2 separate regions of the Homo sapiens genome follow, and region 1 is linked to region 2. Evidence: chromatin loops called from intact Hi-C (ENCODE). Cell type or tissue: mammary epithelial cell. All regions are shown on one strand.

Region 1 (5,000 bases), 65 kb before region 2:
TCATGGGAATCAGAGACAGTCCATCAAGTTTTAATTGTAACCCCCTCTAGAAGACAAATGGTCTGGGGACAGATCTTAGTAACAGATGCCAGACTGAGTATTACCATCCCCTTCAACATTAGAGGTGGTGATACTCGGCCATGGACTTCCCAGCTCTTCCCTTGAAGTGCAACAGGACCACCATGTTTGCCCACCTCCTCAGGCACCATTCACAGTGTATTTTATGTGAAGGTGTGGAGTTCATCTTTTTTAATTCCTAGGGAGTAAGAATTCAAGGTGACCTTTCTGGCACCCTCTCTACCTGATCAGCCTCCGCCATGCCATTTCGTAAGTATTTTCCCCAGCTCAAGTAGTAGATGAGAAGTTTTGCAAATCAGCTGGCTAAACAGATGTCCAACGGTGGAACAGACTACCAGTGTCCTTTCTTGCAGACACCCCAGTTTGAGCCCTATGTCTGTCTTGGCCTTAGGGAAAAGACAAAGGGGTATCCCTGGATGAACACCGTACTACCCACTGGCCAATGACCTCTAATATTTTTTGGGAAAGGTGTGGACCAATTTCATTTTTTCTCAGTAAGCCTTGTGAGAATACGCATGCTCTGAGAAGGGAATACTATCAGGTGGGTGACTTGATTGACGTGTCACCACAATGGTCCTGTTGCTTAGAAATCCATCAGTCCTTTGTGCATACCCCGTACTTCTGGGACTGTTCACCTGAATCAGTGACCAATGGTTTTGGCTAAAAGTTACAAAACCCATCCAATAGTGGCTTAAATGAAATAGACCTTATTATGTCTCCTAGAAGACTAGGAGCCAGAGGATGCAGGGCCGCTCAGAGGTGATGAGCACTGGGATCAACAGCCCAGTTTCTTCCTATCTTTTGGCTCCGCCTAAGCTGTTAGTTTTTCATGTTCACACTTGTCATCTCAAAGTCACAAGATAGCAATTAGGCATAAACTCTGCTACCAACCTTCCAAAGCAGAAAGAACAGGCATGGTCCAAAAGTCTTTTCTTTCTTCTTTTTCTTCTTTCTTTTTTTTTTTTTTTTTTAATAGAGATGGGGTTTCACCACATTGGCCAGGCTAGCCTCGAACTCCTGACTTCAAGTGATCCACCTGCCTTGGCCTCCCAAAGTGCTGGGATTAAAGGTGTGAGCCACCTGTAATCCAGCCCAAAAGCCTTTTCTTTCTGAGGCTCTGTCTTTTTTCTAGGAATTGAGGGTCGCACACTGACTTCCCTTAGGTCTCTTTGTCCAAAACTGGGGTTGGAAACACTCAAAAAGGGGAATGGGATTGCCAGGGCTGGCATAGACACATGATGACTCATTTCTGGAGTTGAGGGAAGGATCTTGCCCTTACAACAAGCCGGGGAAAGGGGTGGAGGGGCGGGTAACGGTCACCCCTCTGAGTGCCAACCTTGACCATCTATCTTGCTTGCCCATCAGTTCTTCAGTGCATCTGCACCTCCAATGTCCGTGCCCTTCTTGCAGACACCCCAGGTGGAGGCCTTTCCTCTTTTCTCTCTCCCAGCAATACTGGACTTTTCCACAGGAGTGGGTAGCACTCAATAAATGTTTCTTAAATAAATGAAGACAAAAAAATGTTTTAAAAAATGATTTTATGGAGGGTGTGGGGAGTATAGAATTTGGAAGAAACATATTTCATAGAATTATTAGACAAATAGAGCCCAGAGATCAGGAATTCATTGCCAGGAGCCCATGACTGGGTGTCAGCGGGTTCCATGAAACCCTGAGATTGCATGACACATTTTGCATGAATGTGTATATAAATTTTGGGTAGGGTGTGTCCTTGGTTTATAGCACATGTAAGATTCTGCAACCTCTAAAAGACTCAGAAAGCCCACCCCAAATGGCCAAGGGCAACACCCTCAATTACCGGTGGGCAAAGTAGTAGCCAGCATCCTCCAAGGAATGACAAGCTAGCAGGACTGAGCTTCTGACTCCCAGGACCTCTCCTCCTAAAGCCACAGACTCCATTGTTTCTATTTTTAAAAGGCCAGTCCAAAAGGTGTTATTATTCTCTGTCTCCCAGCACAGCTTGGAGCAGAGTGGCCAGACTAGGGAAGGAGTCTCTCGTGATGACTCACCACCATCCTCCCCTGAGTAATGGCCTTCAGGCTCTATCACTCACTTGTGCTGACGCACTAGACTGGAAAAAGCTGACCCTGAGTCAGTGGTTATATGGACACATAAAACCCTGGGAGGCGGGACCAAAGAGAAGGAGCTGAGCTGGAGGTAAAGCCAGTGCCCACCACCCAGACCCACACCTCCCCAACCCCAAGGGAGAAAGGTAATTTACTTAGGCAAGAGCCAGGTGAGCTACTGGATCAGTGTTAAAACTCCAAGCAGCCCCTGCATAGTGGATAGCTTGTAGGTGAAGATGGAGAATGGGAAGAAGGCCCACCTCTCCCTCAATAGGCAGCTCCTTCCCACTTTTGGGATGGAGAATAGCTGCGGTTGAGTTTGGCTTGGGAGGCTCAGTGAGTTAGTTAGGACCCCACCCCACATAATTCAGAGTGTGTGAGGCTGGGTGCAGTGGCTTACGCCTGTAATCCCAGTACTTTGGGAGGCCAAGGTGGGAGGATCGCTTGAGGCCAGGAGTTTGAGACCAGCCTGGGAAACACAGGGAGACCCCCTCCTCTGCCCCATCTCTACAAAAAAAAATTTTTTTTTTTTAATTAGCCGGACTTGGTGGCCTGTGCCCATTATCCCAGCTACTTGGGAGGCTGAAGGGGGAGGGATTGCTTGAGCCTGGAAGGCTGAGGCTGCTGTGAGCTGTGTGGTTGGACCACTGCACTCTAGCCCAGGCAACAAAGCAAGACCCTGTCTCAAAAAAAAAAAATAATAATAATAATTAATGAAATTTAAAAAATACAAAAACAAACAAACAAACAAAAAACAACCCACACATTGTTGTGTGAGAGCAGGCCCGGGACAGTTTTCCAGCTCCCAAGGTGTGCACCCTGGTCGGTAAGCCCTGGATTTGTTATGTGATCTTGGGAAACTCATTTGGCCTCCCTGGTCCTCCGTTGGTTTCCTTAATAGAAAGTTAAGGGGTTGCACTAGGTCAGTGGTTCTACATATTCCTCCCTAACAACCTCTGACTCCACAAAGGTAACCCTAGGCAAGCCATGGAGGGGAAGGGTCCCAGTGAGGGGCCTTAGAGACTAGGAGGAGAGGTGCCTTGGGGGACAAACGAGAGGGCCCCTTGGAAAAGGAAGGACACTGGCCTCTGGACATTTCATGCTGATGGGATTCTGCAGCATGGCTGCCCTTTAGAAGTGAAGAGCTTTGGCCAGGCTCACACCTGTAGTCCCAGCACTTTGGGAGGCTGAGGCAGGAGGATTGCTTGAGCCTAGGAGTTTGAGACCAGCCTGGGCAACATAGTGAGACCCCATCGATATTTTTTTAAAAAGAAATGTGGAGCTTTGTAAAATCAGAATTGCTTTCCCCAGACCTACTGATTCAGAGTCTTGCAGGGATAGAGACTGGAACTTGGACTTTCAGAAAGCTCTCCAGGACATTCTAAAGCAGCAGAGATTGTGCCTGTGAATAGCCACTGCACTCTAGCCTGGACAACATAGTGAGACCCCATCTCTGTAGAAGAGGGAGAAGGAGAAATAAAGTAGCAGGGGCTGGAGATCTAAGATCTGGGCCCACTCAAGGTCAAGGTGCTGCTGACCACCTCTTTCCCAGTTGCCCCCTGGCCACAGTGGAGATGCCCATTCCAGGAGGCAGCCCCCACCTCAAAAGAAAGGAAAAGAACAGAAAAGAAAAGAAGAACAATGGGGTCCAGACTTCAGCAGGTCCTCCAAGAGCAGCCGACCTCCTGCTTCCAGGTGTTCCAAGTGCATCAGTTCACACACATCTGTTGCCAGAGCCACAAGTCTATCGAGATCCTGAGTGGAAATATCTCCATCATTTAGCTGGTGACAGAGGCAATACCAAGAACAGTGTACTTACAATCGCTAGAGAAAAACATTGAATGGATTTTGAATAGCTGCAGAACGGCTCACACAGTGCACACAAATTCATTATCAGACTTGGCTCCACTCCTTTCAGGCGTGCCTCAGGCATGATAGGTTTCTGAAATTTGCATTCCTAAATGGAGGATGCTGATGCAGAAAGCAGGCAGCCGAGATGGGATTGGAGGAGGGAAAGATTCACAAGTGAGTTGGGTGGCGGTTGCTAGGAAAAGAACAATGTTGGTTGGAACTGTTGAGTTACAATGACAGAGTCCCAACTCTTGGCGGTTGAAGGAGAAAAGGAGATTTACTGGCGTCATGGAAGAGCTCAGAGTGACTCTGTGTCTTACAGAGTCTCTCTGCAGCCCCTGGTTCTGCTTTCCTCTGTGAGAACTTCCGTCTTGGCCAGGCCCTCACAAAGTGGCAACACAGGTGGCCACCAATGGTTCCGGCTTAGCTACTGCAGGGAAAGAATTCTTCTTTGTCCCAGAAGAGCCAGCCAAAGTCTGAGGGTGGACTCTCAGGGGCAGGCTTGTGACATCTGGACATCCCTGAACAGAGCACAGTGGCCAGGCCTGGAGCCGAACCATGAGGTGTGCCTCACTCAGACCGCAGAAACTGACATGACAGAGTGGCTTCTTCAGGGAGAATTAGGATGCTGTTATTAGAAGGAGGCGAGATGCTGGGAAGGCACGCAGGAGCTCTTCCCAGCCACTGCGGCAGGAGTGAAAAGCACTTGCTCTTGTTTCTGTCATGTGCTGAGCTCACTTCTATTACAGATTTTTCTAGGTGGTCATTTCTTTATCTGCATGTCTTCCCTGCTGGTTATGTATCCTCTCTCAGGCAGGAGCTGTGACCTCTATCATCTTTAAACTTGCAGATTTACAGAGGTGGTTAATAAGTCTTACTAGATGGGGTAAATAGCACAAGACTGGGATTAGAGAATTCTGAGTTTCTGTCTGGATTCTATGTGTAGACTTGTGTGCAGCCTTTGAGCAAGTGCTTTCTTCTCCTTCG
Region 2 (5,000 bases):
GTAGTTTAACCCCCGCTTTAAACTTTACATATCTCATTTGCTTATTTACTAATACATTTATAATTAAGATTCTTACTTAAGTCAAAAGTAATGGAGTGAGTTAACCTGAAAAGCACTTCATTAAAAAGGTAGAGGAATCAGAAGTGATCTTGGAAAGTGTGTGTGTGTGTGTGTGTGCACGCGTGTGTGCGTGTGTGTGTGTACGTGTGTGTGCGTGTGTGTGTGTGTGTATGTGTGTGTGGTGCCTTTGATAGGAACAGTATTTATATTGAAATTGAATTCTGAGCCCCCTAGCAACCAAGGCAAAAGGAGAAATTAATGGATTATTTCCATTCTACTAGAGAAATCATTGGTAACTTCAGGAGAGGTAAATTTCCTTATTGGTGTTCAATTCCAAGAAGAAAGCATCCTTTCATTTCTTCACTGTCTCTTTATGTGGAATCTCTTACCATCTCCTATGTTTTCTATTTATTGATACATCTCTGATCAAGCCACAACAATTTCTTGCCTTCCTGGTCAACTGAGAAGAGTGTAGATAATAAAATAATCATTTGCATAAGTAAGTATGTTGAGATATGTACTTTCAGGGACAGAGCATCACGTGCAAAGGCCTGAAGTGGAGAAGAGCTTGGAGTACTTGATCCTATAAGACAGCTCAGGTGGCAGGGCAGGAGATGAGGCTGGCCAGGCATCAGGACCAGGCGCACAGGCCCAAGATGCACTGTGGGGAGTTTTATAGCAGAAGCAATGGGGAGAGTTTGGGGCAGGGAAGGGTCAGAGTCCACGTATGTTTTATAAGGATTCTCTGGTTGCTCTGCAGTGACTGGGCTGAGAGAGGAGGCTGGGAAGCTGTTGCAGTTAGTGGTCCCTGTAAGAGGTAATTAACACAGATGAAAATGGTACAGATGGAAGGAGCTTGGAAGACAGAGTGCTAATTAGGGTTTTACTTTCTCATGACATTAAAATAAGCTACTGGGGCAGAGTCCGCATCACCAATTTCTGTCCTCCCTCAAAGCAGGGCTAAATGGGAAGGGACTTTCCAGTCCATGTGGCTGGACACAGCACCTGCTCGGGGTTCAAGACCCTAAGGGACTTTCTTTTGTTTACATCCTGTGAGGCCCATGTCCTTTTTAAAAACCCTCCCCTGTCTGTCTTGGGCCAAGGTGTAGGATTGGCCTGGTGTTTAAGGGGGTGTGAATCCCCTTAAACTGCTGGTGAGAGGGCAATGGAGAGAAGCGAGGAGAGAGGTATAAAAGCCCTGCCTTTTATCTTCTGTGACCGTGCATAGACACTTCACCACCTAGAATCGCTTTCCTCATCTGTGCAGTGGGAAGAATAAAATGTGGCATCATCGCTGTAATTTTGCTGTTACTAATGCTACCCACTATTTGCCAAGCACCTCCTGTGCGCCCTGCCCAGTGCAAGATGCTTTATGCACATTTTCTCATTGGCCCTCATTCAGTTTACATGACAGCTCCATGAGCATAGGCGTTATGGCCCCTTTTAATAGGTGGGAACACTGAGGCCAGAGAAGTTAAGTAACTTGTCTGAAGTCTCATAGCTAGGAAGGGGTTGAACACTGTTTGAGAATGGCTTTCTAGCAACTGTACCTTCCACTGGAAAACACTTTTGAGGGAGTTCGCACCCTAAGACACCACCAGGTTACCGTTTTCATTTTGGTGCTTTGCAGTGCTTTAGGGCCCAAGATTTAGCCCCCAGATGATTGGAAGATAGAGCCAAGATCTGCCTAAACTGGGAGCTTTTTGGAAACTGTGGAAGAAAGCACGAAGGAGTGTGGATCTCTCCACCAGAGTGAGCACTCCCTTGGGAGAAGGACATTGCGAGGCCTCCACCCAGCCCTGTCCACATTGTCAGGGGAATTCAGGTCCTCTGTAGGCCCAGATGGCATAGTGCTTCCCCCTGCAGGTAGATACAGGAACTACAAAAGGGATAAGGCATGCCCCAGGGGACACTGGCAAGGAAATGTGATTGTCTGTGAATAAAGACTCACTGCCTATGGCTTCAGGAATTCCATTTTTCTCTAGTTTAGGGAATTAGATGCATGAATGCCCCAAGATGGCACATACAAGGATGTTCATCGCAGGTGATGGTGCTAGCAAAAAATGAGAAACACCCTAAATGTCCATTGATAGGAGAATGAGAATTCGGTAGTGGTGAGTCCCTTCCAGGGAATGGGATGGAGTATTGGAAGAGATGAGCTTTATGTCATTGAACTGGTAAGAAAAGATCTTCAAAATACATTTTTAGTGGAAAAAAAGATGGAGCAGAAAATGTTCAGTTGTGAGTTGATTTATGTAATCAGATGATAAGCTTGTATATGTATATATACGTGTTTATAAAGTACAAGAGCAAGTCAGGAAGGGCAGACATCAACACATATCAGTCGTTACCATGGGTGGTGGGTTGAGACTTCCACTCTGGGTTCTGGGTACTGAGTTCTCTACAGTACCCAGAATTTCTTGTTAGACAAAAAAAAAAAAAAAATTTTTTTTTGGTATCTCTTACCTAGGTTCCAGGTGCTAAACCTTTTATATATATATTGACTAATTTAATAATCAGAACTACCCTGTGAGATAATACCTCTGTTATCTCTTTCACTCTCGCTCTCTTTTTTTTTTTTGGTATCTCTTACCTAGGTTCCAGGTGCTAAACACTATATATATTATATATATATATATATATATATATATATATATATATATATATATATATACACACACACACACACACAACACACACACACACTCTACACACACACACACACTCTACACACACACACACACACACTAATTTAATCATCAGAACTACCCTGTGAGATAATACCTATGTTATTTCTCTCTTTTTTTTTTTTTTTTTTTGCCTGGGAAGCTGGGGCACAGATTGGGTAAGTAACTTGCCCAAGGTTACTGTTGGCAGGTGGCAGAGCTAGGATGGAATTCCCACAGCCTACCTCCAGGGCTGTGGCTCTTAACCACACTTTCTTCACTTGTCTCTCCAAATTCCATGTGTATCTAATGTGTCTATGCTCACATTAAAGTGGAGAAGTGTGGACTGCCTGACTACTGATCTGAAAGAGCACTGCTCTGTGTCCTAATTTGAACAGATTCCTGAGGCTGTCTGGCATATAGAAAACTCATTGAATATCTTGTTCAACGATGAATGAATGGATGGTTGGCTAAACGAGTGAAAAGGAGCAGGGAGAGGTTCTAAAGGAAACAGAACATGTAATGTGCCTCAAGGAACTTGTCTTGTAGTCTTAAAGACAAGATCACGAATGTGACTCAGAGCCTGTGGTATAGACGGCAGCACAATCACAGAAGTGTGCTGGATGCTCTTGGAGGACAGAGTCAGCCACAATCTGGGAAGCTTTTCTGGAGGTCGTGGGAAAGGAGCTGAGTGTTGAAGGCAGCGCAGATACGAGGAAATGTGGATTAAAGAAGGATGTTTCTTAAAAAGAAGAAAGTTGGGGGACACGTGTTTGTGTCCATATAGATTCGAGGTTTAGAGAATTTCTGGGACCTCTGTTTGGGAGAAGGAACTGGCAGCCTCAGGAAGGGAATTAGCATGCATTTAGTACCTACCATGTGCTAGGTACTGTATACGCAGTTTACAGTTTCTTAAATCTTTTCAACAGTTGCTTTTAATTTTATTATTATTTTGAGACAGAATCTTGCGATGTTGCCCCAGCTGGAGTGCAGTGGCTCGATCATAGCTCACCGTAGTCTCGATCTTTTGGGCTCAAGCAAACCTCCCAACTCAGCCTCCTGAGTAGCTAGGACTGCAGGTGCACACCATTATGCCTGGATAATTTTAAATTTTAAAAAAAAAATTTTTTTTGTGGCGTCTCACCATGTTGTCCAGGCTACTCTTGAACTCCTGGCCTCAAGTAATCCTCCTGCCTCTGTCCCCCAAAGTGCTGGGGTTGCAGGCCTGAGCTGCTGTGCCCAGGCAACAATTGATATTTATATACTTATTTATTTAGAGACGGAGTCTCGCTCTGTAGCTCAGGCTGTAGTGCAGTGGTGCAATCTTGGCTCATGGTAACCTCCGCCTCCTGGGGTCAAGCAATTCTTCTGCCTCAGCCTCCTGAGTAGCTGGGATTACAGCCACCCGCCACCATGCCTGGCTAATTTTTTGTATTTTTAGTAGAGACGTGGTTTCACCATGTTGGCCAGGCTGGCCTTGAACTCCTGACTTCAGGTGATCCACCCGCCTCGGCCTCCCAAAGTGCTGGGATTGCAGGCCTGAGCCACTGCGCCTGACCAGCAATTGCTTTTTAAATATAGAAACAGGCACAGAGAGTTTAGGCAATTGGCTCAGTGTCACACAGCAAGTCATCTACAGAGCCAACACCATTGTCCGGTGTGTCTGAACACACAAAGCCCCAGCTAGGCAAGGTGCGGCTGCGAAGAGCAGGCATGCATAATTTTTTCCTCCCTTCTGGGTCACTAAGATGGGTCTTAGACCAGTTCTCCTTCCTGTTGTTGAGTCTCTGTTTCCGAAAAGAGAAAACCTTGCCCTTTGAGGTCTGCACCCTGAAATAAGCTGGGTGACTCATCATTACGTGTCCTTGCTTGAGACTTTTTTGGAATACCTCTGTTGCACGTGCTCCTCAGCACAGTGATCTGATAGTCTTGTGACCTTGAGGTCCACCCCATGCTTGCCTTTGGTGTATGGTTTTGAACACAGAAGCATGTGTGCGTCTGCCATGTTAACACATCCCATTAGCCCCCTACACTGTGACCCTCTCCAGTCTATTTCTCACTCCTCTGCTAAGCAGAGAATCATGTCAGCCTGGTCTATGATTTTGGGGTTTCAGAGTTGGCTCCAAAGAGCTGAGTGAGGCAAATTTGCCTCCTGAGAGCATTAATCCAAGTAGCAAGTTATTAAGTTTGAAGACATACACATATAATTTACATTTCCATAATCATAACGTGCTGCCAGAATAGTCATCTGGTGATGGATAGTATCTTAGTCGT

The links. A loop is a pair of places that touch in the nucleus more often than their neighbours do. Peaks named below come from ENCODE experiments on the same cell type or tissue, not always from the same donor. Only the 100,000 strongest peaks of a DNase experiment are listed, where the experiment ranks them.
Region 1: it touches region 2 in a loop (2.7-fold over the local background); 4 of 110 quality-filtered maps call a loop at or near these places.

What each region holds. Positions count from the first base shown.
Region 1 is chr9:114,549,258-114,554,257 of GRCh38, reverse strand. No RefSeq gene overlaps it. Among named protein-coding and RNA genes, the nearest start is that of ATP6V1G1, 36 kb to the left of the region's middle. In mammary epithelial cell, no CTCF peak of the experiment used is centred here; a DNase peak (open chromatin) is centred at 2,117; H3K27ac peaks cover 2,068 bases.
Region 2 is chr9:114,484,694-114,489,693 of GRCh38, reverse strand. The region is part of intron 1 of WHRN (whirlin); the gene reads left to right. Among named protein-coding and RNA genes, the nearest start is that of WHRN, 18 kb to the left of the region's middle. RefSeq lists an enhancer at 942-1,001. In mammary epithelial cell, a CTCF peak has its summit at 1,920 (motif pointing left); DNase peaks (open chromatin) are centred at 1,923, 3,293 and 4,573.